Regions from separate parts of the Homo sapiens genome. Here all the other regions are linked to region 2. The links are chromatin loops, found by intact Hi-C in ENCODE. Cell type or tissue: psoas muscle. All regions are shown on one strand. Region 1 overlaps LOC105379013 (a long non-coding RNA gene). Region 2 overlaps PIK3R1 (phosphoinositide-3-kinase regulatory subunit 1). Region 3 has its middle 130 kb from the start of PIK3R1.

Region 1 (5,000 bases), 530 kb before region 2:
TGTTTTTGCGGCGGGAGGGGGTGGTTGTTGGATATGAGGAGGCAAAAGGGTGAAGGTGCAAGGGAAATGACAAATGCCTCCATTTGTCTAAATTTACTCTGAACCACTATAATCACAAGAATCAAGTTTCGTGGAGAACAGGTTCATGGGTGAAAGAAAGGCTTTTGAGAGACTATTTTTGGCTATTATTGTGGATGCTGTTACCCCTAGTGTGCCACTATATGTATCATAACCATAGTGACCATATGTTTTCCAGGTTCGCCTGTGTCAAGGTGATAAGTTGTAATATTTACTTGGGAAAATACTTAATATCTATTTGGGAAAATATTTACATGATCCCCATAGCTATAGACTGTGAAAAGAATGATTCTTAAATGAAGTTATTCAAGTGCATGGGGTACCTTATTAAGCAAACAATTAGGAAAAATTTAATATACTGAACAAAGTCAGTGCAAAGCACAGAGATATTAAATTAATGTTACCACCTCAGTTCTCTTCTTTTGAGCAGTTTGGTAAATGTTGTCTTCTTTTTAATAATCTTAGAGTGGAACAATTCTAGAGTTGAACTGATATAAGCATAAATCTTTGGGCTGGTTTTAGAATCTAGAATATGAAATTTTGAAATTTTGTGAACAAATTGCAGTAGAGAATGATCCATCAAGTTTGCATATGAACTTGAATTAAAAATCTGTGATACTTCCCACCATCACCATAAATATTTGGTCAGACCATCTTTTTTTTGAGTTGTACATAGCACTTACTCTTCAGATTCCTTATAAGACAAGCAGATGCCAAAATATAGAATGTATGACAGAGATTCTTAAATCAGGTAGGGTAGATGTTATAATTAGTATTGCCTCTCCACTTCCACCACCCCATAACGTAGCAGAAGAGCATCTTGCTATTATCTCACCTAGCCTTCTGTACATCCATTTCAAATATCTGCTCTTCTCCTAGCTCCATCAGAATGGAAACCAACCCTGCTGATTTTCCTCAAACATTGAACTTTTGATAACCAAGTATATCTTGTGAGACTCTTAAAGTGTGTTTTTTTCCTTCTTTCTTTTTTTTTTTTTTTTTTTTTCAGATTCTTGCTCTGCTGCCCAGGCTGGAGTGCAGTGGCATGATCATGGCTCACTGCAACCTTAAACTTCTGGGATCAAGCAATCCTCCTGCCTCAGCCTCTTGAGTAGATATGACTACAGGGGAGCAGTGTAATACCCAGCTACTTTTTTTTTTGCCTTCCTTGAGATAGGGTCTCACTATGTTGCCAAGGCTGGTCTTGAACTCCTGGTCCCAAGTGATCTTCCTAACTTGGCCTTCCAAAGCTTTGGGATTACAGGTGTGAGCCACCACACCTGGCCAGTGTGTCTATTTATAATTCTGCACACTCTTAGAACAAATGATGCCAAACTGCAGAATAACGGAGGCTTCCTTTTCCATTCGCCTGTGCAAATAGGTAACCAGGCAAAATGTTCCCTGTGAAGTGAGCATATCGTGGTGCTCATGATTTCCTTTTGAGCAGGACAGCAACCGTGTGATCCATGGCGGGATGTATCATTGAATCAGGGCTAGGATGCTCGTCTGTGTTCTCAGTATCACCTCTCTGCTCTTGAGGAGGTTGGGCTTCTACTTGCCTTCTCTGTGGTTAAACATTTTGCAAGCTCTCAATGTTATCTTCCAACCCCCGGACACTATTATCTCAGAATTTGCTGCTTTTGGGAGGGCTCTGGCAGTGGCAGAACAAATATATCCTTGGTCATGAAGTATCTCACCTGCTCTGATTTGTAAGAGAGGGTGCTTGATGTCTTTATCCACCCTCCTAGTTCCCCACTTCTCTATCTTGTTTTGAGCCCCAGGAGGCTGACCTGTATGGACTGCAGCAGTGAGGGCTCCCAGGCCCTCAGTTTCTGGCTGAGTTTGGCACCAGGAAGCACTGGCAGCAGATCGAAGGGAGGAAGGAGAATGAGGTCCAGGTATTTATTTCCTGGCTTCCTCCCTGCTTGATCGTGGTGTGCTGGCCATCTCCTGCAACTGAAGGTCTCAGCTCCTGTCACTCCATGTGGCTTTGTCTCTGGATTCCACTGCTTACGCCTAGGGTAGGAGCAGTGCCCTGCTATTCCTAGCTCTGAGATAATACACTGTGACTTATGGTCTTTCCTACATCCTGCCCATACCTTTGTAAATAGTCCCTTAATTAAACTCTCCTCAAATAACCCAATTTGAGAGTGCCATCTGTTTCCTGCTGGAACCCTAACTGATAGAAGTTGTCCTTGAATAAATGCTATTGGTGGAAGAGTACTGAAGGACTTCACCATGACCCCCAGAACCCAGCAGCAAGCAATGCCACAGATGTACCTATGTAAGTTGCACTGGATCTTGCAGATGGGAGGGATGCTCTTGCTGCGTGTGGTTTCTGTTGCTGTTTTCTGAGATACTGCCTGGATCACTTGCCCCCTGGCCTGGGAGCCATTGCACTATAGCTCTGGTTTTTATTTGGAGCCTAAGAGAGAGGAGGAAGCAAGTCCTCTTCATTAGTGCTGCTGGCACAGAAGGAGGCGTCTGAGTCAGCAACTGAGAACAGATGATTTTGAAGCATCGCCTTGTCTCTGGTGCCGCTTCTCTCTCCTCTGGCACTGGTGGCCCAAGTCCGTCCTGGCGTCAGGCGGCCACAAGGAGAGCTGCCCTGAAGCACTGGGCCTGCTGCCTCCCTCCCGCAGTCTTCTCTGGCATCCCTGTCCCCTTGCAAGGCAGAGCCTCATTAGCAAGTGAAATGTTATAGTTTCAAACAAACAAACAAGCCCTAAAGTCTGCCAAGTCGTCTGGGTGAAATCACAAAGAAATCTCAGTGTCCTGTGCCTCTTTTGGGCCCTCTCTCTGGGGATTCAGAAGCTGCAGCAGGACTGACTTCCTTCCTGCTTGCTAGTGGGTGACTGTCTCCAAAGCCGTGATATCTAACCACTGACCCTACCTGATAAACCTAGTGAGGTCCCAGAGAGCTGGGTTATCCTTTGTCCGCTGTTGATTCAGGTGAACTCGTCACTGTTTGGGATTTAAGCAATTCCCTTCCTTGCATCCTTTCCCAGTCACAGGTTTCTTGAGGGAACCCTTCCTCGCCATTTGCTTTTTGTTTTTGGTCAGCTCACTGGAAAAAAACAGGGACTGCTCCAGACTGAGGAAAGCAGTCAGGGACACTGTCTCTGCCCAAACTAGCAAAGCCAACTTTATCAAATTCAGGGAGTACAGGAGTTAGAAAGACACAACAGAGTTGTGTTCCCTGGCAAAGAAATAGTAAAGAGCAAAACAGTCAATTCAGAGGGCAAACTGCTTGCCTCACTAATAAAGCATGGCTCATGATGGAAAATAACTCAAGAAAGTAGGGAGCAAATGGATTTAGTTGCTATGGGAACGCAGTTGGGAAAAATACATGAAATATGTAAATACTGTAATTTGGTATTTTAATGTACTTTTCTATGAAGAAAATTCCCTGACAACGAAAACTAACAACTCTTTCCTCTGCTACACACAGCACTGATTGACAGAGGCTGGGCAAGTGGGTTTCCCAATTGAATTTTGCCCCTAGGACTGAAGACATCTTTATTCTCAAGCATAAAAATCAGACACCTGGAGCAGTGGTTCTCAACTCTGGATGCACATTAGACTTAGAGAACTTTCAGAACAAAATCAGACACACCCCAGACAGGTTAAATCAGATTTTCTGGGTAGGGCGGTGGGCTTTGGGATTTTTTGAAAAGTCCCCAGTCTTTTCTGATGGGCAGCCACTGTTGTGACCAGGGCCCAGAATCTTGATTTGGTAGGCTTGGTAACTATAGATTGCTTATTTTATCGTACGCCTTCACTAGGTTTTTATTTCACAGATTTTTGGTCATTTTGAGTGATTTGTACATTTTAATAGCAATAATGGGAAATGATTAGCAATCATTACTCTACCATTGTTAGTGTTATTATCTTCACCATAATAGACTAGTGCTTCTCCTATTTGTAGAAAACATGATAATATATTACAAAGTATTATCATTTAACCATAATAATGATTAATTGCTGTTATTTAAAAAATTATAAATTGATAATTTGGAAAGTTTAGATGTTGCTCTAAATGCTAATATCAATCTGTATTTTAATAATTACCATCATTACTTATCATTAGCTGTGTAATAAATCAGTAGTAAACATTTATGTAGATATAACTGTGAAACTTGCTTAGTAATAATCTGTACCAGAGTTGGTAAGTGGCATTTCTGTTTTCCTGATGGGAAAAATGTTACAAGAATCATGTGATTCGCATTAACTTATATGTTGAAATCATGGCATATCTGAGTGCAGACCTTCAAAATATCATCTTTTTTTTCCCTCTGCCTGGCTCCTGTTACTTTTGCTCTGTCCAATACGATAAATTACAATCCTTCTCCTATGGTATTACTCCAGGAACAAAACAACAAGTGCGGAGTTTACTGGTATCCAAAGAGAATTTGAATGAGTGGGGAAGAAGGATTCATGAAAATGGTCAATATTATAGAAAGTAAGAATGAATTGTGAAAATCCCACTTGGTTGTTTCACCTAAATTCAGGTGGTCAGGGTTTTTAGAGTCTATGGGGGATTCCGACCTATGGAAAGCTTGCTTGCTTCTGAAACATTCTCTCTCTTCTTACCTTTAACATTGTTGTTATTACGTGTAAACTTTGGAGACCAGCCCCTGCGTCCAGCCTGACTAAGTTCAGGTTATACCATTGATCCAGGCTGCTGGGTCCCCTGGAAATAGGCACAGCATGCCTTCTGTACCCAGTCCCCTGGTGGTCTTTGAGTTGTCTTCCCCCAACTCTCCCAACGAGGTTAGATTCTCTAGTTTCTGTTATCTGCTCCCACAGCACCATTTTTGCCTCCGCTGTAGGCCTTAGCCTAAGTAAGTAAGTCATAATTATTTATTTAATGTCATTCTCTCCCCAAAAGCTGATAGCTCCAGGAAGGCAGCAGATAGTAG
Region 2 (5,000 bases):
ACCAATTATTCATGTATAGGATTCCATTTCAAATACTTACATCAAGTATTGGTCTCTCGTCTTTCTCAGCTGGATAAGGTCTGGTTTAATGCTGTTCATACGTTTGTCAATTTCTCGATACTCAGCTGCCTGCTTCTTCAAGTCTTCTTCCAATCTTCTTCTACTGTCAATAATTTCACTGATTCGAGACTTCAACTTATCATAATTATGCATAATCCTGCAGGCAAAAGAAACGTATTTGTTATTATCTGGGTACATCAGGAACGGTCCCCAAAGTTTATGAAAAGTTTCACTATGGTTTCCCAGCAGTTTTCCTTAGGTAAAGCGTGGCTTCTCTTCCTGTCATTTTTTTTTTTTTTTGGAGTGGCTCAACATATTTTATTTTATTTTATTTTTTTATTTTTATTATACTTTAAGTTTTAGGGTACATGTGCACATTGTGCAGGTTAGTTACATATGTATACATGTGCCATGCTGGTGCGCCGCACCCACTAACTCGTCATCTAGCATTAGGTATATCTCCCAATGCTATCCCTCCCTCCTCCCCCCACCCCACCACAGTCCCCAGAGTGATATTCCCCTTCCTGTGTCCACGTGATCATTCAAAGCACAGAAAGCGAGATCATCTTTAAATGGTTTTAGAGGATTTTGGTTATCTCTAGCACAAGAACAAGGGAAACACCAACCTTTGTATTTCTTTCTCATTGCCTTCACGTTTAAACTTTTCTATGTATTCTTTGCTGTACCGCTCTTGGGTCTGGCACTGTTCTTCAAATATTTTTATGGTTTCATTAAATGCTTCAATAGCTGTCCTTTTCATTTGGATTTCCTGCAACATAATTTTAAAAAGATAATGTCATACCTTTCATAGAACAATCTCTTACTGCAAGACACTACCAGGACATTTGATCTGTATTATTAGCAGAGTGGGACTCAAATTCATAAAATCCATTAAAACAGTATCCCAGAAACAAGTATTTCCTCTGGAGAATTTTCTCAATCTATGAAAAATGATTGCGTAGCAATTTCCTATAGTTTTTATCTTCTTAAAAGCTATTGTAGTTTATAGCATCCCTGTTGTTTTCTGTTCCCTCTGGCATTCCCAGATACATGAGTGACCAGTGAAGAATAAGGGTCTAGAAAAGCACAGCAGTATATAGCCCTTCCTTTTCATGGTAGGATATATATTAATGCCTAAATCTCCATTTCAGGGATTAGACAAGTCTGTGAAACTTCCAGTTATTACTAACTTCCAATCTAAACAGGATCCTTCTATCACGAATTAAATCAACTTGAAACTCAGTGACTGCTTCAGTTATCACGTGAACTTAATTTATTATTCTGATACTTAAAATTTTTGGTTTAAAGCTTTAGAGATATTACACTAGAATAATCAACAATGATTCACAAATAAATGCTCTCACCCCCACCTCATTCGTAAAAACTCAACCTTTTAAATTCTTTTTTCCATGTTAGTCTTTAAAAGTTTAGAACTCTTATTTTTTAATCTGATTTTCATAGAAAACTCACCTGGGATGTGCGGGTATATTCTTCATATAATCTATCATATTCTCGACTTTTTTCTTGAAACTGAGTGTTATATTCATGTAATTTTTTCCCTACAGCTTCAATATTATCTTCTTTGACAACTTGATCCTAGAAAGATTAAAATAAATTCAATGGATAAGGTATTTAATCAAATAACAATTGTTTAACAAAATAGCTGACATGGAAACATCTTTAAAATTGCAATTATGTAATTACGAGTGTCAAGTTTTTTAGACTTGATTACATGTAATTCATCTGCTTCAAATGTTTTCTAAGTATTAAAAGGATCTTGTCTAAACATCGTAACTGGATAATTCATTCAGTTTTTATTACCTGTTGGTATTTGGATACTGGATAAAGTAATTTCACATCCAATTTGGGATTATACTGAGCTAGAGATTCATTCCGGTAGTGGTTTATTAATTCAACCACAGAACTGAAGGTTAATGGGTCAGAGAAGCCATATTTCCCATCTCGATGAAATATTTTGATTAATTTGTTATTTCCCCCTTTCCTGTAAAAACAATATAAAAATAAAGGTATTAACATTTTGGAATAAGGAAATATGTTTTAATATCAGCCCAAAACCCTAATTTCAGCTATATTCCCTGGCTTACCTTAGTGTAAGAGTATAATCACCATGCATTTTAGTAGACGCATCTCGTACCAAAAAGGTCCCGTCTGCTGTATCTCGAAGTTTTTCATTCACTTCTTCCCTGAAATGAAAACACAAAACAATGCTCATCTTAAGGTTTAGTGACCACAGATTTATATTTTTTAAAATAGGCTATTTTTTAGAGCAGTTTTAGGTTCACAGCAAAATCAAGTGGAAAGTACAGTGAGTGCCCATATTCCTCCTGCCCACATAGATTTAAATTAATGAATTGCATTTTCAGAGCTCACTAATAAGAGCTAATAATTTGTTTAAATAGAAATGTTAGCAATTGCAGTCTCATCACAAACAGGTGCATATCACTTTCACTATTGGTGTATCTGTGGTACTAAGTTTTTATTTTTTCAACCAAACATTACAATCTCTCTGACAAATGAGCACAGAAACTCATGATCTCAAAAGAGTTTCTCCAACCTTACTCCCCCTTCCCAAAGCTAACATAAAATGGCATTGTTTTCTTATTGTGTTTAAGGCAAGAATTCTTAGAGTTGTGCTTAATAGATAGAGTGCCTTCACACTCTGTTCTTAGGCAGTGCCACTTCACTCTGGCACTTCACTGACATCTCTGTCAATAATGAAACTTCCCGGGTATTTAATTTCCTGTGGCATCCAGCACCCACAGTTCTCCAGTGCTCAGTGACTTTTTCTGGTCGTCTTTGGAAGAGAACCAACTATGCTTCATGCTTATGTTGGATGATATCCTAAAAATGGAACTTAGCAAGCTGGTGCTTTTCTTTCTTTTAATCTAAAACTCTCTGAAAATGAAGTTTCTGTAGCCTTACCTCGAGATATCTCCCCAGTACCATTCAGCATCTTGTAAGGACATATTGTTATTCATACCGTTGTTGGCTACAGTAGTAGGTTTTGGTGGTTTAGGAGGCAGTGCTGCAGATGAAAAAGAAAAAGTTGTTCGCAATCCCAACTACATTAGAACTAAATTTCTTTAGATGAATACTTTTACTTTAAAAAAATAAAAAGTTAGAGTAACTGAAATATATAGCATTAGTTCACAATTCCATGCAATATGGAAGATAATTTTCTTAAAAAAAATCTTTCAGAGCATGGCTCAAAAAGAAATGAAACTGAAAAGGAGAAAAGAGAGAGAGCCTTAGAAACTAACAAATAAATTGGGCTGGCCATGTGAATAAATTTCAAAGTAAATCCAGAGTCATGACATTCTGTACTTCTAGATTCTAGTTATATTAAAGTTTCATGCCTGGTCAAATCCATCTAAAGTAAGAAACTATGAACATATGAGTAGCAGGAATAACATGAGTTGGCTTTAATTTCCTCTTATTTAATTACGAAAGACAAATTTGGTCTCTGTCCTCCACAAACTCTGTTGCAGTAATAAAAAGGCTCATCTACAGCAGTATGTTTTAAGAGGAGCAATTGGGTTTCTCTAATCTTAGTATTTCAGGCACTGTTCTGCCAAAAGCCACTTTAAGAAACTCTCATCTGTGCCCTAAATCTCTTTAATATGTTAATATTCTGTTGGATAAATTGTGCTCTATATACTAGGTCTGATTAAAAATGATATCCCCCTTCCTCAATGTCAAATCAGTATTCATATATACCAATTGGTGACAAATAAAAGACTGCAGTATTCCTGAATACCTTAAATGGGGGCAGGGGGAGAGCTAACATTGGAATAAAACAACTTACTTAGGAAACAAAATAAATCTAGGATTTTTAGGTAAATTCTGTCATAAGTTTTAAAGCACTGTTACTATTTTAACTTATACAAAAAATGATTTCAGGTATCTACCAAGAATATTTTACAAAGACTAACAATAATGGAAAGTCAACTTCTTTTTTCATTATAATATCTTAATATGAGAGAGCAAGCAAAGTCTCAACATTTAGAGAACTGAGTTGTAATCACTGCTACATTTTACATGCTTTCTAAAGTACCAAGTGTTATCACTGCAAAGTGCTACACTGTTCTCATCCACTGGCAACAGAGAAAAGCAGCACAAAAGATGCATCATTTTAATTACAGGGACAATATCCCACAACATAACTCACCCAGGGAAGGATCTCGATTAACAAAAGACACCAGTGAAAAACTGGAGTTCAATTCATATCCATTCAAGTAAGAATAAGCATTTACCACACACAGCCTGAGCTGCTTGCTTCCACAGACAGTCAAACAATCTGTTTAATTTTTAAGCCATGAGCAAACTAATTTTTATCAATGAAACAAATTAATAAAAACAGAAATCCAAAAAGGATCTTTTACAGTAGCTTTCGAAAAATTAAAAAGCCACGAAATTAACTAACTCTCTACAATAATACTGCAGTATTACCTGGTGGGTCCATTTCTATATAAAACATCAAGTCTGTGCCACAATTTATATCTGTCTTGGCATATTCTAAATCCAGGTCTTCCATATTCCAAACAGTATTGTACATTTGTGCAAGAGTTTCCTTGGCTGAGCTCAGTTATAAGAAAAGAGTCCGGCTTTCTTTGTAATGGTGTCTTGGAATTCATTTTAAAACCTATAAGGGGCTGCACTGAAACCTATTACATCACACGCCCCAGCCAATCAAGTCAGAAAAATGTCACCAGACCACTCCTGCTTCATCAGTTCTCTTCCATACCAGCCTTAACATAATGCCAACCTCACTAAGAAGCTACATTTAATAGAACTGCAATATATACATGCTCATCCTTTCAAAAAGGTGTTTAATTTGACTGTTCTCCAGCAGCGAGTTTTCTAATTCCTTGTTTATTACTCCTTGCAGCATGGTACGCTCTGCTGTTGGCAGGTTGACA
Region 3 (5,000 bases), 50 kb before region 2:
TCACCCATAAAATAACATGATCCCCTTTTATCTTTCCATAGATGTCAAAAGGATGAATCAGGGATGTCTGTGTATTCCCCTCAGAGCTGTTACTCTGCTAGTGTGAGCTGTAGCGAACAATTTGCACCAGAAGCTTGAGGCTCACTTACTGTTGAGCCACAGTCTACCCAATCTCAGATAGCCGCTGGTGGCAATAGGTAGGTTACCAGGAAGAATAATACACAAACCAGCTCTTATGACAATGTCATTATCACACTTATTATTTTGCTTTCTCTTTTCTGGGCTGAGAGTACTTCACAATATACAATCTCTATTCTTGGTCTTCCTGTGAGATAGGCAGTCAGAAGAAAATGGGAAATCTTAGCACATCTGAACAATAGTAAGTCTTTCTTCACAGTGTTGTCTGAAGAGTGTTGCTTGATGACATCAGCAGCCAGATCTGTGCCTTCCCCCACACAATGAGGCTGAGTTTCTGTGCATGGGTGAGAAAGCATCTTATGAGCTGAATGATAATTAGGAAAACCATTGAGAAAATGGGAGTGACATCCTGCAAATTAAAAGCAGTTGTAATGTAAAAGGAAATTAAATCTTCAGTTTTTAAGAAAGATAGGCAATCTTGCCCACAACATTTTGACCCTTTTCCTTTATTTCTTCCCAGTCCATGCTTCTCCTTTATCTTTTCTTGGGCCCGTGTTCATTTTCTCACTGAGTTGATACTGCTTCAAACAGTTTTGTGGTTTCTGTAGGTGTGTCATTAAAACAAGGACATGGCTTCTAGGCATCTGTGATGACTCAGCGAGTTCAAACTCTATCTGCTGCGTTAGTGCAATGGATCAACCTCCTCTTGCTGCACAGAGCCTGCCAGATATCCATGGTGCCTGTCAGGGCTCTGGTTGGGCATTCATTGTTCTATTCAATCAGTTATGCCAACGATGGTCAGTCAAGTGGCATGGCATCATATTACTTGTCTGAGGCTCCTAATGAATGAGGGAAGGTTACCTTAAGAGGCCCTTCTTTCTTTGCCCTGTGGAACACTAGTAGCACAGTGTTTGGTACTTTACTTAGTTTCGCGCCAACTCCTGTAACCATGGGTTGCTCCTTTTGGAGCTCTGGTTAGACTCACCCAAGTGGCTTAGCTTGGTGCTTCCTAAACATTAACATTCATATACATCACCCAAGATCTTATTAAAATGCAGATTTGGATTCAGTGGGTCTGGGATAGGGCTGCCTATTCTGCATTTCCAACAGACGCTGCTGTTCCATGGACTATACTTTGAATAGCAAGAGCCTAATCCCAGCTGAGCACATCGTTTTATGACAACCTGCCACCATTAGCAGATAGAAGAACAGAAGTGCAAGTGCCACTGGATTTTTTTCAAACGTTTGACCTCCATAATAGGGAAGGGAAAAGGAACTACCATTGATAGAGCCTTTACTACACCCCAGGCATAATGCCTAGTTGTCAACATCATTTAATTCTATTATCCCATTGATGAGAATCTGAGCAACTTGAATAAGAAAGTGATTACTTAAAACTTGGTTTGTGAGTCCCTGCCCTTTCTGACATCAGTAACTAGTGTTGCTAAGGCAACTCAACAGGCCCAGGTTGCCAAATCTGAGAGGAGGGGATGTCAAGAGAGACCGAGAACTCATGGCACACTACAGGAAACCCCGACTCCAAGAAAGACCTACCCAAAATAGAGGTGTGCTGATGCAAATCAGTGATCACTGCTGTTCTCAGGGTATAAGAATAGGTTGGAAACCTCTCTGGTGACTCATCAGCCTTCACAGTTGCCAGGAGTTATCTCTAGCTCTAGTCAGGCAGCCAGTCACTCCCTGGCAAAGGGAAAGCCTTTTCTCGAGAACATTCTGATCTGAAAAGGAGCTGGCTTGAGCTCATTATTCAGGGTCAGGTGGCACAATGAACTATGCTGCACCACCTCGGATGGACTTTTCTGCGGGGGTTGAGAACCAGATCAGATTGTCATAGATCCCTACCCCTTCTGGCCCAAGCCCCATGAATGGAGAAGTGGTGGGCAGTGGGTGGGAGTTGGGGGGCGGGGGCGATGAGTCTCTGAAACCAGGTAAAAACCCATTTCTCTGGGATACTTCATTGTTTAGCTAAGTGGATGAGGGCCTACAGTGCCAAGATTTGCACACTCTAGGCATCACAGGGCTGGTCCCAGATTGGCATCAGAATCCCAGATTGGGTTCTCCATTGGAAGCAGATGCCTTAAAAGGTTTCTTGGCTGACAGTGCATCCCCCAGACCACACATTTTTGTTCTCCTCTGACCATTCCAATTCAGAGCTACCTCTTCCAAGGTAGGGCTCCTTCTGACTGAAGAGACTAAGAGTAGGCGATTGGAGAAGGTTTTTAATGATGTCAGGTCTTCTGAAATATTTTCTTCTCTGGAAAGTATTCTCAAACACCAAGCTCCTGGCCTAGAACTATTAACAGAGCAGAATGTTTCTTTGGAGTGTTGAAAAGAATAGCATATGAGAGGATTATCAGTATTGGCTGGTAACATATTCTGAGGATCCAACTAGGGTTATGACATTGTGTTAGAAGCTGTGAGCAATAATGAAAATGACACCTCAAACCTTTATTATCAGATGTGGAATAGGAGTTATACATTCTGGTTTATTAAATAATAGATTTTTTTCATAATAAGAACTGCAGAGGAGAAAAGACTTTCCCTTTACCCTCTGAGAATTTGATAACTGCGTCTATAAAATACGTTGACAGCAATCACATTAACAGGAGAACAGGCAGACAAATTTATTATGTACATGGCGGCATCCCAGAAAAGAAAAGGGGATATTTGCAAAACCCAATGAGATCTAGAAATCTACATGGGCTCGTTGTAGGGGAGACAGAATGTAGGTAACTTAGGGAAGAGTAAATGATTTGAGGGAAAGAGGAATGGGTGGTAGATGAGATTCAAGGGCAGTAGTGGGCAGGCTGAGTGGGGTTTGTTGGGGATTCATGACGACTGAGTTCTTCCAAAGGATCTGTCTTTAAGCAGATAAGGGAAGTTTAGAGAAAGCCCCTTCTTGCACTAGCTGTTCCCCAAATGCCCTCAATTTGAAGTCATCAGCACACCAAAGCAGCATATTTGGGGTGGTATTTCCTAAACTCCTTCAGAACAAACATGAATGGCATGTTAGAGTTTACAGAGCACTTTCATATAAATTATGCAATTTGGTTACTCACAATTAACCTGCAAGATAAAAAATATATATATAATCTGCATTTTGTTGATGAGAAAAATGAACCTCAAAGAGGTAAGGATATTTTTTTCAAAGTTAAATAAGTATCTGGAAGTGGATTTGGGATTAAGATGAGGCATTGTTTTTTTTCTCTTCATCACAGTATCCAGGGCACTGGGGAGAAAATGGAGAGTGGCTCTTCCCTGGCCCTTACCCCTTCTCCTGGAAGAGTCCTGTGTGTTTGTGTATCTGACTTATGGGAGGTGTCCACAATCCATTTCCTCTTCCTTCTATGGCCCCTCATCCTTCAAAGGACACAGAGTTCTCTAGTGCAAAGCCCATTACCTTTAAAACACCCTGCTTCCAAAAAAATCCATACCTCTGGTTCCCAGGACTTTACCTTGGCCTGGTCATCGTCATTTCCCTTGTTTAAATGTTAAAGAAGTGGGTTGTCAGTGTGCGTGGGGTGAACCACACGGGAGAGAGACCATATTCTACCTTGCATTGGGGCCATTTTTGCCAATCACAACTTGGTTGCAATCTGTGTTCTCCTAAATTGCTTTCATAGGGACTACCTTGTCTTGCCAACTGATCACCTGTCCATAAGCATTTCAGATATGGGATTGTGTTTTATTCGTCCATGGAATTGCAGCTCCTAGAAGACATCACGATGTTAAGGGAGAGCCTTAGATAGTAAGTGTTTGATTACAATTGTCAAAAAACAAAATGATAACAAAGTTAAAGATCTTAAATTGGCTTTTATTTGTGATTCTAGAATTGGACAACACCTCACTCTATAAAATAGAACGAATGTTCTGATGAGCAGAGCAGAGGAGTTTGGTTTTGTAGATAGGAAATGGCTGAGGAAAGCAGAAACAAAACAAAATACAAATTCGTTATTTCAAAATTACTTTTCTTGTAAAGGTTAAAGCAGAGGGGACTTCTTTTTGCAGATTAAAGTTGCCCTGCTTGGTGGTTTGGCTATTATCTCTCTCATTTCTTGAAGGTCAGATAAAGATCTTAGTTTTGGCTTGGTGGTGCGAAACTTCAGCAGGAGAAGCTCCATTTCAGTTTGGTCTGTGGGGTTTAGGGCAGGGGCTCAGTCCAAACCAATGGCCTCCTATAAATATTGTTTAACAAAATTATTAGAATAACTCAGGGGTATTAAGAAAAAGCCTGGGCTAGGCGCGGTGGCTCATACCTGTAAACCCAGCACTTTGGGAGGCTGAGGCGGGTGGATCACAAGGTCAGGAGATCGAGACCATCCTGGCCAACATGGTGAAAGCCCGTCTCTACTAAAAATACAAAAATTATCTGGGTTTGGTGGTGTGCACCTATAATCCCAGCTACTCAGGAGGCTAAGGCAGGAGAATCGCTTGAACCCGGGAGGCGGAGATTGCAGTGAGCCAAGATCATGCCACTGCACTCCAGCCTGGGCGACAGAGTGAGACTCCGTCTCAAAAAGAAAAGCAAAAAAGAAAAAGCCTGAAAAATTCCTCTTTTTGTCAGAAAGTACGCTATCCTCCAGGATTCTCTTCTGTGGGGGAAAAAACTTGCAGACCATGGACTCACTCTGTCCTTGGGAATTCAGTGGCAGGAGTTCACTCCTGGGAGGTGGAGAAGGCATTCAGAGGTCTGCTCAGCTACACCACTGCTCTGGAGTCTCATTCCCTCATTCTTCTTGCCCATCCTCAGCCTGGTTAATCTCATTAGACTCTGGACAAAGGTAGGAGGTAAATTCCCACCCACCCCCTACCCAAGAGATGCTGGGTCTGTAGATCTGGGTGGA

The links. A loop is a pair of places that touch in the nucleus more often than their neighbours do. Peaks named below come from ENCODE experiments on the same cell type or tissue, not always from the same donor. Only the 100,000 strongest peaks of a DNase experiment are listed, where the experiment ranks them.
Region 1: it touches region 2 in a loop (5-fold over the local background); 2 of 110 quality-filtered maps call a loop at or near these places.
Region 3: a loop joins it to region 2, with 2.8 times the contacts of the local background. A loop is called at or near these places in 19 of 110 quality-filtered maps.

The regions. Positions count from the first base shown.
Region 1 is chr5:68,816,171-68,821,170 of GRCh38, reverse strand. The region is part of intron 2 of LOC105379013 (a long non-coding RNA gene); the gene reads left to right. Among named protein-coding and RNA genes, the nearest start is that of LINC02198, 210 kb to the left of the region's middle. In psoas muscle, a CTCF peak has its summit at 2,686; no DNase peak of the experiment used is centred here; H3K27ac peaks cover 1,115 bases.
Region 2 is chr5:68,290,365-68,295,364 of GRCh38, reverse strand. It overlaps PIK3R1 (phosphoinositide-3-kinase regulatory subunit 1), which reads right to left. Exons shown (of 16, transcript NM_181523.3): 8 at 3,004-3,106; 9 at 2,166-2,264; 10 at 1,882-2,062; 11 at 1,531-1,656; 12 at 687-829; 13 at 41-217. Among named protein-coding and RNA genes, the nearest start is that of PIK3R1, 77 kb to the right of the region's middle. In psoas muscle, no CTCF peak of the experiment used is centred here; no DNase peak of the experiment used is centred here; H3K4me3 peaks cover 4,206 bases; H3K27ac peaks cover 3,102 bases.
Region 3 is chr5:68,340,403-68,345,402 of GRCh38, reverse strand. No RefSeq gene overlaps it. Among named protein-coding and RNA genes, the nearest start is that of PIK3R1, 130 kb to the right of the region's middle. In psoas muscle, no CTCF peak of the experiment used is centred here; a DNase peak (open chromatin) is centred at 1,902; H3K27ac peaks cover 898 bases.